2 separate regions of the Homo sapiens genome follow, and region 1 is linked to region 2. Evidence: chromatin loops called from intact Hi-C (ENCODE). Cell type or tissue: ascending aorta. All regions are shown on one strand. Each heading gives the region's core, and the rest is flanking DNA. Links, peaks and the distances in the headings are about the cores only. Region 1 overlaps ANO1 (anoctamin 1). Region 2 has its middle 86 kb from the start of LINC02753.

Region 1 (5,371 bases), core at 139-5,138, 150 kb before region 2:
TGCTTGGTTTAATGCTCCCCTGTTGCTGCCTTAAAACACACAATGGGACGGGCGTGGTGACTCACGCCTGTAATCCCAGTACTTTGGGAGGCCAAGGCGGGCGGATCACCTGAGGTCAGGGGTTCAAGACCAGCCTGGCCAAAATGGTGAAACCCTGTCTCTACTAAAAACACAAAAATTAGCCGGGCATGGTGGCACGCGCCTGTGATCCCAGCTACTCGGGAGGCTGAGGCAGAAGAATCGCTTGAACCCTGGAGGCAGAGGTTGCAGGGAGCCCAGATCACGTCACTGCACTCCAGCCTGGGTGACAGAGCGAGACTCCATCTCAACACAGACGCGCACACACACACACACACACACACACACACATTGATTTTTGAACTAAAGACCTGCATTTTCTTCTTGCATGGGGCCCTGCAACCTCTGTTGCCGGCCTTGGAGGTGGACTCACCCAGACCTGCTTTGTGGTAGATGGGCCCTGGAACATTCACCTCTGGGGTGACCCTGAGGCAGCAGCCTCTGCAGCCTATCCTTGAGCCACTTCTAGGAGAGGCAGAGTTCCCAGCCTGCCCCCATATAATCGGCAGGCACGGTCAAGGCTTGTGCCAATAGCAAATGCTAGCCAGGTCTTTATGTTATAAGGCCTTGGAAAACAGTGAGATGATGAGGGCCCTTGCTCTGTGCCAGGCGCCGTCTATGAGCGGTTCACACAGCATCTCCATCCGCCTGGTGGGGCGGCTGCCTTGGACGTGGCCTGGGTGCTCTGGACACAGGAGGTGGAGAAACGGGGATCCCAGGACTCTTCTCTGGGAGAACGGGGGCTGGGCCGGAAGGAATAGGTCCCCAGCTGCCCGGTGCAGCGGAGGCCCACCCTGTAGGCTCACTCGGGAAGCCGGGGGGGCCTGCCAGGGATGATGGGTCCCGCTCAGTGCAGGCTTCTGCTTTGCTGAGCACAGGTGAGCCTGGGGCCAGATCCCAACTACTGTGGCCAGGAGAGAGGATCTTCATGATGCCTGAGACTCATCTCTGTGCCTCCTCCCCAGCACTGACTTACTCCCACTAATATTAGAAAATACTAATACTTCCAGGCTATCGGCGGCGAGAGCAGGAGCCTCATTACTGGCAGGCACAGATGTTCCACCTCACTTGGACCAGCACTGGGGACTGTTGCAATCCCAGAGCCCAGAGAGGGGAAGTAACTTGTTCAGGGCCACGCAGCAGAGTGGGAATGGAATCCTGGTCTGTGTGTATCTTCAAAGCCCAAGCACTGCCGGCTCTCATCTACTGCTCAAGGGCCATGGGGGGCTCCTTGTGGAAGTTGGGTGGCCTGAACTGGGCCCTCAACTGACTACTCATACCCTCCGTGGCCCTGGCCAAGTCCTTTAGCCTCAGATTCAGTTTTTCGTTCTGGAAAATGAGGAGGGGTCAGAATAAGGTCCCTTCCTGCTCTGGCCTGCTTTGAACTTTCTCCTTTCTGCTGCCTTGGACAAGGCTCTGGGCTCTAAGTACACACCCTGGCTGGTTGGGTCGGAGGGTGATGTGGGGGGATGCTGAAGTGGGTGTTTGTTTTTTGACTTTCTGGATATGCTGAACTTATGCGCAGAACCATGCCTGGTCCACAGCAGCTGGTGCTTAATAAACGTCCCTTGCAAGGCTCTGAAGGGCCTCCTCTGTGCCCAGCATCATGGGCATTCTGGTTCAATTCTCTTCCTTCAGGTACAGTCCCTAAACATTTATTAAAAAGTGGTGTAGGGCCAGGCACGGTGGCTCATGCCTGTAATCCCAGCACTGGGAGGCCGAGGCAGGCAGATCACTCGAGGTCAGGAGTTTGAGACCAGCCTGGCCAACATGGTGAAACCCCGTCTCTACTAAAAATACAAACATTAGCCTGGCATGTAATCCCAGCCTGTAATCCCAGCTACTCGGGAGGCTGAGGCAGGAGAATTGCTTGAACCTGGGAGGTGGAGGTTGCATTGAGTCGAGATCACACCACTGTACTCCAGCCTGGGCGACAGAGTGAGACTCTGTGTCAAAAAAAAAAAAAGGCGGGGGGTGGGGTGTAGGTACTGCATGTATCTGGCACAAAAGATGGATAGGTTAAGAAGAATTCATTGCAGCCACAGCCTGGAGCATGGAGGAAGTGTGTGTGTGTGCATGGGAGCAGGGGTCGGGCAGGGTGAGTAGGCACACACAGCCGTTGGGAGAACCTGCACTCTACGGTCAGCTAGCTCTGGGTTTGTATCTCAGCTCTTGCATTTTGTGATCCGTGTGGCCTTAGTTTTCCCGGCTGCAGAATGGGGTTGCTGATAGTGAAGAGAAGCCGTGTTAATAGGTTGTCAGGAGGATTAAACAACCAACAACCAACACGAGTGTGGCCCTTGGAACAGTGCCTGGCACCCCTCGGCCATCACGTGGTCACCAACGCTGTTGTCATTATTATGCAATAGCCAAGCACTTTGCAGCAGCAGTGAGTTTTAAACACGAGCCAGGAGCCGGCCTTTCGGGGTTTATCTCATGCCCCTCACTCAGCCTCCTCTCTTCTGAGGGCCTCTTGAGGGCAGAAGAAAGCAGCGTTTTGGGGGGTTGGGGGCAGGACGTCCCCAGTTGGGCACAACGCGAGCCCCTCTTCCAGAGAACAGGCATGTGGAAGGCCATCCCCATCATCGCCAGCATGTGGCCCAGGCCACAGTGACCACCTGGACTGAGGATGGCCTGGAGTCCACAGTGGTGGGACTGGGGACAGGCAGGGCCAAGGCGTACACCAACGGCCTGCCCATGAGCCCTACCGCTCTCCTAGGCTCTCCTCCCTGCCCACCTCAGCTTCTCGCACAAACACCATCAGCCCAACAAGAAGCCTTTTTCTGCTGGTTTTAAATCCCCCTCCGCCTCTCACTTCACCGCCTTTAGCCAAAATACAAAGAGCAGGAAGCTCTCTTCTTCAGAGAGGACCGGAGGTACAAGGGCAGCAGGCGGCTCCATGCTGGGGCTTCCCTGCAAGCTTGGTGGGGATGGGGCGGAAGCTGCAGGGAGCACGCACCTCCCGCTTCGCTCCAGGTCGCCTGCTGGGCAGAGGCCTTGGCTTTGGCCTCATCTCCGCCCACAGCGGCTGAATCCTGAGTAACTGCTGTTTGCATTTCTGACCATGTGGTGGAAGGGCCGAGCTGGCATGGCCAACCCCTGGGCTGGCAGAGCCTCCCTGCTGGGGCCACCCTCCAAGGGAAGGAAGGAAGGAAGATGGAGGTCCCCCAGGCTTCCTCCAGGGCTCATGGGGAGAATCCTCACCTTACACTCACCATTTTCCTCCGGCTTTGAGCTCCTAGCCTAAAGCCAGCCTTACAATCCCCACCAAGTCTGGACTACCTTGATCTTTACCACAACCAAACCCAAGTGCCCAGGACCTCATACCATATTAGCAAACAAAGGGAAACCTTTCTCCTGCCTAGGACCAAATTAACACCAAAAGGGAGATAAGCCAGATTCCTCAGAGCTTTGATTCGGGGGTGGGGGTGGGGTGGAATATTTTAGGTGTTATTCATGTATCAAAACATCACTTAAACAAAAATTGACCAGATATGGTCTTTTTGTGCTGCAAAGAGTCAGTTTCTTTCCTAAGACTGATTGGGTCTTTACAGACAGGCTCAGTGGATACATTTTCTAAACTATACCTCTGCTTTAGAGATACTTGGCAGGAGTGGTTCGAAAAATAACCAAACTAACATTTTAGGGCTTTTCTGAGACTTGGAGCCCTTGCAGGGCAGGGTCAGCCCAAATTCCCCTTTATAGTCAATTCCCTGGCAGAGCGATTTGCACGCTGAAGGCACTGCCTGTCGGCATAGAAACCCTGCCAGAGGTTGGGAGCCTGGAATTATCCTTAGGTTCATGTCAGGAAATCTAAGAAACAGCTACAAAAGCAAGCACCAGAGGGACTCTGCACACTGAGGCTGAGCTTCTCAAAACTTGACTCTTTTTTTTTTTGGCTACAGGGCCCCACTCTGTTCCCCCAGGCTGGAGTGCAGTGGTGAGACCATGGCTCACTGTGGCCTCGACCTCCCGGGCTCAAGGGATCCTCCAACCTTAGCCTCCCAATGTGTTGGCATTACAGGCATGCGCCATCGCACCAGGCAAAACTGGACTCTTGTTCTGAAGTCATGTGGGGGAACTGGGCCCCTGAGCGAGGCGAGGCTGTCTCAGGTCTGGGCCTTCTTTTCCGAGCTCCCTGACGTCTGACATACCCTTGGTGAACAGCAGAAGGCACATCGGATCTACATTCAGATGCCTGCCTATGCTGTGGGATGCAATCCTCCCTTATGGAACAGTTCCTGCAGAATTTCTCGGGGCCGTGCAGATAAGGGAAGCAGGCAGCCTTAGGAAGCTGGGCAGGTGGAACCTACTGTACAGCCCACGAGCGCCAGCCTGCACTGAGGCCACTAGCATTCGCATCTCACCTCCCGGGAGCACCAGCCTGCACCGAGGCCTCTAGCATTCATGTCTCACTTCCTGCAAGCACCAGCCTGCACCGAAGCCTCTAGCGTTCACGTCTCACCTCCTGGGAGCACCAGACTGCACCGAGGCCTCTAGCGTTCATGTCTCACTTCCCGCAAGCACCAGCCTGCACCGAGGCCTCTAGTGTTCACGTCTCACCTCCTGGGAGCACCAGCCTGTACCGAGGCCTCTAGCATTCATGTCTCACCTCCCGCAAGTGCCAGCCTGCACCGAGGCCTCTAGCGTTCACGTCTCACCTCCTGGGAGCACCAGCCTGTACCGAGGCCTCTAGCATTCATGTCTCACCTCCCGCAAGTGCCAGCCTGCACCGAGGCCTCTAGCGTTCACGTCTCACCTCCTGGGAGCACCAGCCTGTACCGAGGCCTCTAGCATTCACGTCTCACCTCCCGCAAGTGCCAGCCTGCACCGAAGTCTGGCATTCACGCTCACCTCCCGCAAGCACCAGCCTGCACCGAGGCCTCTGGCATCCATGTCTCACCTCCCGCAAGTACCAGCCTGCACCGAAGCCTAGCATTCATGCTCACCTCCCGCGAACACCAGCCAGCACTGAGGCCTCTGGCATCCATGTCTCACCTCCCGCAAGTACCAGCCTACACTGAAGCCCCTAGCATTCATGCCTCACCTCCCGGCCACACAAGGAAACAGAAAACTTTCTTGTCACTAATGACCAACAGTGAAAAAGAACAAGCCAACCATAACAACTTTTAAAGAATGAAAATGGTCAGATGTTTCTTTTATGCCTTTCTCTTAACAATAAAACATAGCCTAGCACAGATGGGCCTGAGAAGGACTCCCAGACTCCTAGATGGCTTCGAACCATGTCCTTTCCTCCTGACGGCTCGTGGCTTGGCGTGAGGTTTCATGTGTA
Region 2 (5,371 bases), core at 53-5,052:
AAGAGCCGATTGGAGCTCTTGGTGGCCCCTGCCCTGGGGCAACCGGAGAGTGGGTGGGTTTTTCAAGGTGGACGGTGACTTTTAGGGGGTTCTGGCAGAGGCTGGGTGGAAGCACCAAGGTGGAGAAGTGGGCACCCAGACAGGGATGGGAGCAGCCCAGTGTAGCAGGTTCAGGTGGGGCATCTGGCGAGTAACGGGGGCCCCTGGTGGCTATACTCAACAGGGTTAAGGGGGTCTTATTGTAATTAAACAATTCACTGGGGTGACATTCACATAAGATAAAATTGATCATTTTTAAGTGTTCAACTCGGTGGCATTTAGTGCATTCACAGTGTTGAGCACCCACATTTCTATCCAGAATATTCCCATTCCCGCAGAGTACAGCTCGAACCCGCTAGCAGTCACTCCCCATCTCCCCCCTCCCCCAGTCCCTGGCAACCATTGGCCTGCCTTCTGTCTCTATGGATTTATCCATTCTGGACATTTCATATAAATGGAATCATACATTACATGGTCTTTCGTGTCTGGCTTCTTTCATTATGTTTGGAGTTTGCTCCACATTATAGCATGTATCAGAATCGCATTTCTTTTTATGGCTGAATAATATTCCATGGTCTGGGTGTACTACAATTTGTTTATCCATTTCTTCTTGGATAGCCATTTGGACTGTTTCCAAAGGGTCTTTGGAAGGGACTAGAGAGAGCCCACAAAGGCGCCTGCAGGGGCTGGGGTGGGGCTGGGCAGAGAGCTCAGTGGCTGCGCAGGGCTAGCGGGAGAGGAGGGCTGGAGGCAGCTGCTGTCAGCCCAGCCTCCGAGGCAGCTGCTCACCACTGATACCAGGGGCTCCCAGCAGCAAAGCGCTGTTGCTGGAGTGACAGTCCTCCGCTCTGATACAGAGGACCTGCAGCTGAAGCAGGCTAAACTTGCAGAGGGGCCCTTGGACAGAAGAGGCAAGATCTCTGCCTGGGCTTCTCCTTAGGCAAGTCTGTTTATTTAACAAACACTTAGAGAGCACTTATTGTGTGCCAGGCCCCGTTCCAAGCGCTTAATAAATATCGGCTCATCGAATCCGTGCAGCAAGTCTACGTAGTACGTGCTCCTATCATTCCTACTTTACAGATAAGGAATCAGAGGCTCAGAGAGGTGAAGTGACTTGCCCAAGGTCACACAGCAGTAAGTGGGAGAGTGGGGCTTGCACATAAGCAGCCCAGCTCCAGAGTTTGTGCTCTGCTACCGTAAGGTAGAAACACAGCGTTTCCCAAAATGCCAGTCTTCCAAGCTCCATGTCCCTGGTTTGAGCCAGATTCATGGTCTTCCTGTGCCATAACTGCCTTCATATTTTTCTTTAACCCAGCTCACTAGGTCACTCTTTATTTATTTTTGATTTTTTATTTTTTTGTAAAGGAGTCTCGCTCCTGTCACCAGGCTGGAGTGCAATGACATGACCTTGGCTCACTGCAACCTCCACCTCCCGGGTTCAAGCGATTCTCCTGCCTCAGCCTCCCAAGTAGCTGGGATTACAGGCATGTGCCACCACACCCAGCTAATTTTTATATTTTTAGTAGAGACGGGGTTTCACCATGTTGGCCAGGATGGTCTCGATCTCTTGACCTTGTGATCTGCCCGCCTTGGCCTCCCAAAGTGCTGGGATTACAGGCGTGAGCCACCGTGCCCAGCCCATACTTTATTTTTTAATTGTGATAAAATGTGCATGACATAAAGTTGATCATTTTCACCATTTTTAAGTGTGCGGCTCAGTGGCATTAAGACCACTCACATTGTTATGCAATCCTCACAGCCATCAATCTCTACAGTTTTTTGTTTTTTTTTTGAGACAGTCTTACTCTGTCACCCAGGCTGGAGTGCAGTGGTATAATCTCAGCTCACTGCAAGCTCTGCCTCCTGGGTTCACGCCATTCTCCTGCCTCAGCCTCCCAAGTAGCTGGGACTACAGGCGCCCACCACCACGCCCGGCTAATTTTTTGTATTTTTTAGTAGAGACGGGGTTTCACCGTGTTAGCCAGGATGGTCTCGATCTGACCTCATGACCCACCCGCCTTGACCTCCCAAAGTGCTGGGATTACAGGTGTGAGCCACCATGCCTGGCCCCTACAACTTTTTTATCTTCCAAAACCTAAGCTCTGCACCCGTGGAATGCTCACTCCCATTCCCCACTTCCCTAACCCCAGCGCTGGCACCACCATTCTAGTTTCTGTCTCTGTGAATGTGGCTGCTCTAGGGACCTCAGATGAATTGGAACATGTGGTGTTTATCTTTTTGGGACTGGCCTCTTTCAGTGGGTGTAATGTCCTCAAGGTTCACCCATGTTGTAGCCTGTGACAAAATTTCCTCCCTTTTTAGGGCTTATCGAACTTTATTTTTAAAGAACCCAATATCACTACTGAAAGTGGAGAGGAAGAAGCACTGGCCATGAACGGAAGTTTCATAAAGCACCATAAAAATGAGCTAATGTTATTCAATTCCCTGGGATACCCTGGGGAGGCCCTGAACCACGGCACGGCACAGTTGGCCAGGGAGACGGGTGTGCTATGGAGGCATGATGGACCTCCTGGCACCAAGCTGAGACTTTCTCCATGACATCCCCGAAAGACAGAAAGAGAAGGGCAAGTGAACTACGTTCTCACCACGTGTTGCAATTCTCCTGTTGGCCAAGTTCTTGTGCCACTTCACGTTGGCTCCCTTTGCCCCTAAAAGTGTTTTGCAGGACACTCATGGCTGGGCTGCTGCATTTGGAGGAAAAGGAAGAATGAGGATTGCTTCTGTGTGTTACGCAGGCTTTGTGAGCTGACCCTGAGTCCCGCATACTTGATATCTTCCTTTTAAGATGTAGGGAGGAGTCCCCAGGCTCAGAGAGCCTGGGCAATGCCATACAGCTAGAATTAAATATCCACTTTATTATTTTTATCTCTGTTGTCTCATTCGTATGAAGTATGAATTATTGTCCCCATTTATAGCTCAGGAAACTGACGCAGAGAGGAAGAATGGCTTGCTCAAGTCCATGCAGCTGGTAAGCGGCAGAATTTGGATTAAAATCCGGGTCCAACTGATTCTAGAGATTTCTAGTCAACTCCAAAGCTCTTTCCAGAGCACCATGCCAACCTTCTGCTTATCTCTCTGGAATTTGGAATTGGCATGGGTGAACTCAATACACCAGTTGCAAAATGTTATTACCAGGAGCAAAAAGAAGGGTATGGAAATAATAGGAAAAAGCTCATCTTTAGTCCCTGTCATTCACTACGTTCAAAATCTGTCTCCGGACCCTTGGCCTCTCTTCAACCTTTGTTTGTTTGTAGGGCTGAGACAGGTGAAAGGCTCAAGGGAGGCCTCTCAGCATGGAATCTTGCAGGTATGACTAACATCTAGAGGCCTGTTTACCATTAGAGGTTGCCCGCATCGCTCGAGTTTTTGGAATTAAACTGACTCTAATTAATGGTGCAAATATTTACACTCAATATATGATCAAAGAAAACACAGCCTGGTTGTTTCAGCATAAATAGCACCAATGCCAAGACTCTTGGCAATAAGACAGAGTTGAGATTACGAACTCTAAATAGGCTTGTAAGTCATTATTTGAGGATGGTAGCTTCATATAGAAAGTGCTTTCTGTAATTGAACACACTTGAGGGGTTTTCTCCTCACATGGTTGCAGGAATAATTCAATTCGTCCTGAATAGAGAGATTAGGCTTCCATCTAGGAGTCCATGGGAGAATGACTCAAGAGAGGGGACACCTCACATGGAGATTAGTTTACAAATAGGACAATCAAGAAGGAGGCCTGGGCAGGGTGCGGTAGCTTACACGTGTAATCCCAGCACTTTGGGAGGCCAGGGTAGAAGGATTGCTTAAGGTCAGGATTTGGAGACCAGCCTGGGAAACATGGCAAGACCCTGCCTCTAAAAACAATGCAAAAATTAGCTGGGTGTGTTGGCGCACACCTGTAGTCCCAGCTACCTGGGAGGCTGAGCTAGGAGGATCACCTGAGCCCTGGAGGTCAAGGCTGTAGTGAGCCAAGATCGTGCCACTGCACTCCAGCCTGCACTACCGGGAGTGAGGCCTGTCTCAAGAAAACCAAAAACCAAAAAACAAGAAAAAACACAGAAGGTAGCCTGCAGGCACCCAGTCCATCCGCTTCTAGGGCTGGGCCCTCTCGGAGGTGCTCTGCCAACAAAAACACTTGCTGTTTTCGTCGGACCCGAGGTGGCAGCCTGGTGAAAAGGCCCACGGAGTGGCTCCAAATGCCACCCCCTTCCAGAAACCAGGACAGCACAGCTCAGAGTTACGTGGGTTCTTTGCACAGGGAGCAGCGTTTGTCCCCAGGGTCCCGGCCTCTGGTTTAATGTGGGTTTAGGGGATGCCAGTTCCCAGGGAAAGAAAACACCGGGCCAAGCTGCCCTGGGGACACCGGCCCCGCCTCTGCTCTCAGAAACCCTCCTCAAGTGTCCCTTTGGGAAGCTTTCCTTGACCCCCTCTCAGCCACAGTATGCAAATGACAGCCCCTCAAGAGAGGACCATTCACAAAACCCCGCTTTGGAGAGGGGAGATAATTCATTCCCAGACATCTGAAGGGAATCTGAGAAGGAGAAGCTAAACCCGACCTCAGATCACTCCAAAGTGCTCAGAGCAGCCACAGCCTCTGCCCCTGTCTTCAGAGCGCTGGGTCTCAGCACACAAAGCCTCGGGGCTGCAGTCATCTGGGGGACTCCCCTGGTGAGGAGCTGGCTGCATTGTCCTTGAAATCAGAGGGTAAGTCCGTGTCCCCAGGCCACCCTGGCAGGGATGGGCACTGTCCCCCTTAGGACGCATTGGATCTCTCACTCAGGGAAGGAGCCAGGCAATGCCCAGTCCTCAGACCTAAGGGCCACACTTCCACCATGGCTGATGGTTGCTCATTGTCAGCTCTGCAGGCTGGGAGGGCTGGGGGCCATCTCATTTTGAAAGGGTCACCCTGCCCCCCACCCACTCACACCAGGATCTGTCAGCCCACTGCTCTGTCGGCAGCACGCCCAGGTGCTCAGGCCCTCGCTGCAAGCAGGGAGCTTGGGGTTGTGGGTGGGACTTGTCCATTCGTGACCACGTTTCATGGTTTAGAACATCTGAGTGCTTACAGCATATGGACTACTTCCGTGGTCTTTGAGTGTGGTGGCTGGGACCACTGGGGATGGACTGGAACCTTCTGACTGACCGTGCACACAGAACCGGACTCGCTAGGGTCACGCAAGCCAGGGTTGGTATGACAACTTGGGTGACACCTGGGGGGCTACACCTGTCCCCCCCTCTTTTAATTTCACCCTAAAGGACTTCACACCATTTCTGGCAAGCTGGTTGGCCGCCTCCCTGCTCTGCAAGATGA

The links. A loop is a pair of places that touch in the nucleus more often than their neighbours do. Peaks named below come from ENCODE experiments on the same cell type or tissue, not always from the same donor. Only the 100,000 strongest peaks of a DNase experiment are listed, where the experiment ranks them.
Region 1: a loop joins it to region 2, with 4 times the contacts of the local background. A loop is called at or near these places in 2 of 110 quality-filtered maps.

Annotation. Positions count from the first base shown.
Region 1 is chr11:70,126,302-70,131,672 of GRCh38, reverse strand. All of the region lies in intron 10 of ANO1 (anoctamin 1), which reads right to left. Among named protein-coding and RNA genes, the nearest start is that of ANO1, 51 kb to the right of the region's middle. RefSeq lists an enhancer at 2,050-2,882. In ascending aorta, for the core only: a CTCF peak has its summit at 3,146; a DNase peak (open chromatin) is centred at 3,132; H3K27ac peaks cover 4,122 bases.
Region 2 is chr11:69,977,079-69,982,449 of GRCh38, reverse strand. It overlaps a transcript of ANO1 not described here. Among named protein-coding and RNA genes, the nearest start is that of LINC02753, 86 kb to the left of the region's middle. RefSeq lists enhancers at 1-557, 558-1,280, 4,520-5,019. In ascending aorta, for the core only: no CTCF peak of the experiment used is centred there; DNase peaks (open chromatin) are centred at 2,599 and 3,039; H3K4me3 peaks cover 541 bases; H3K27ac peaks cover 5,000 bases.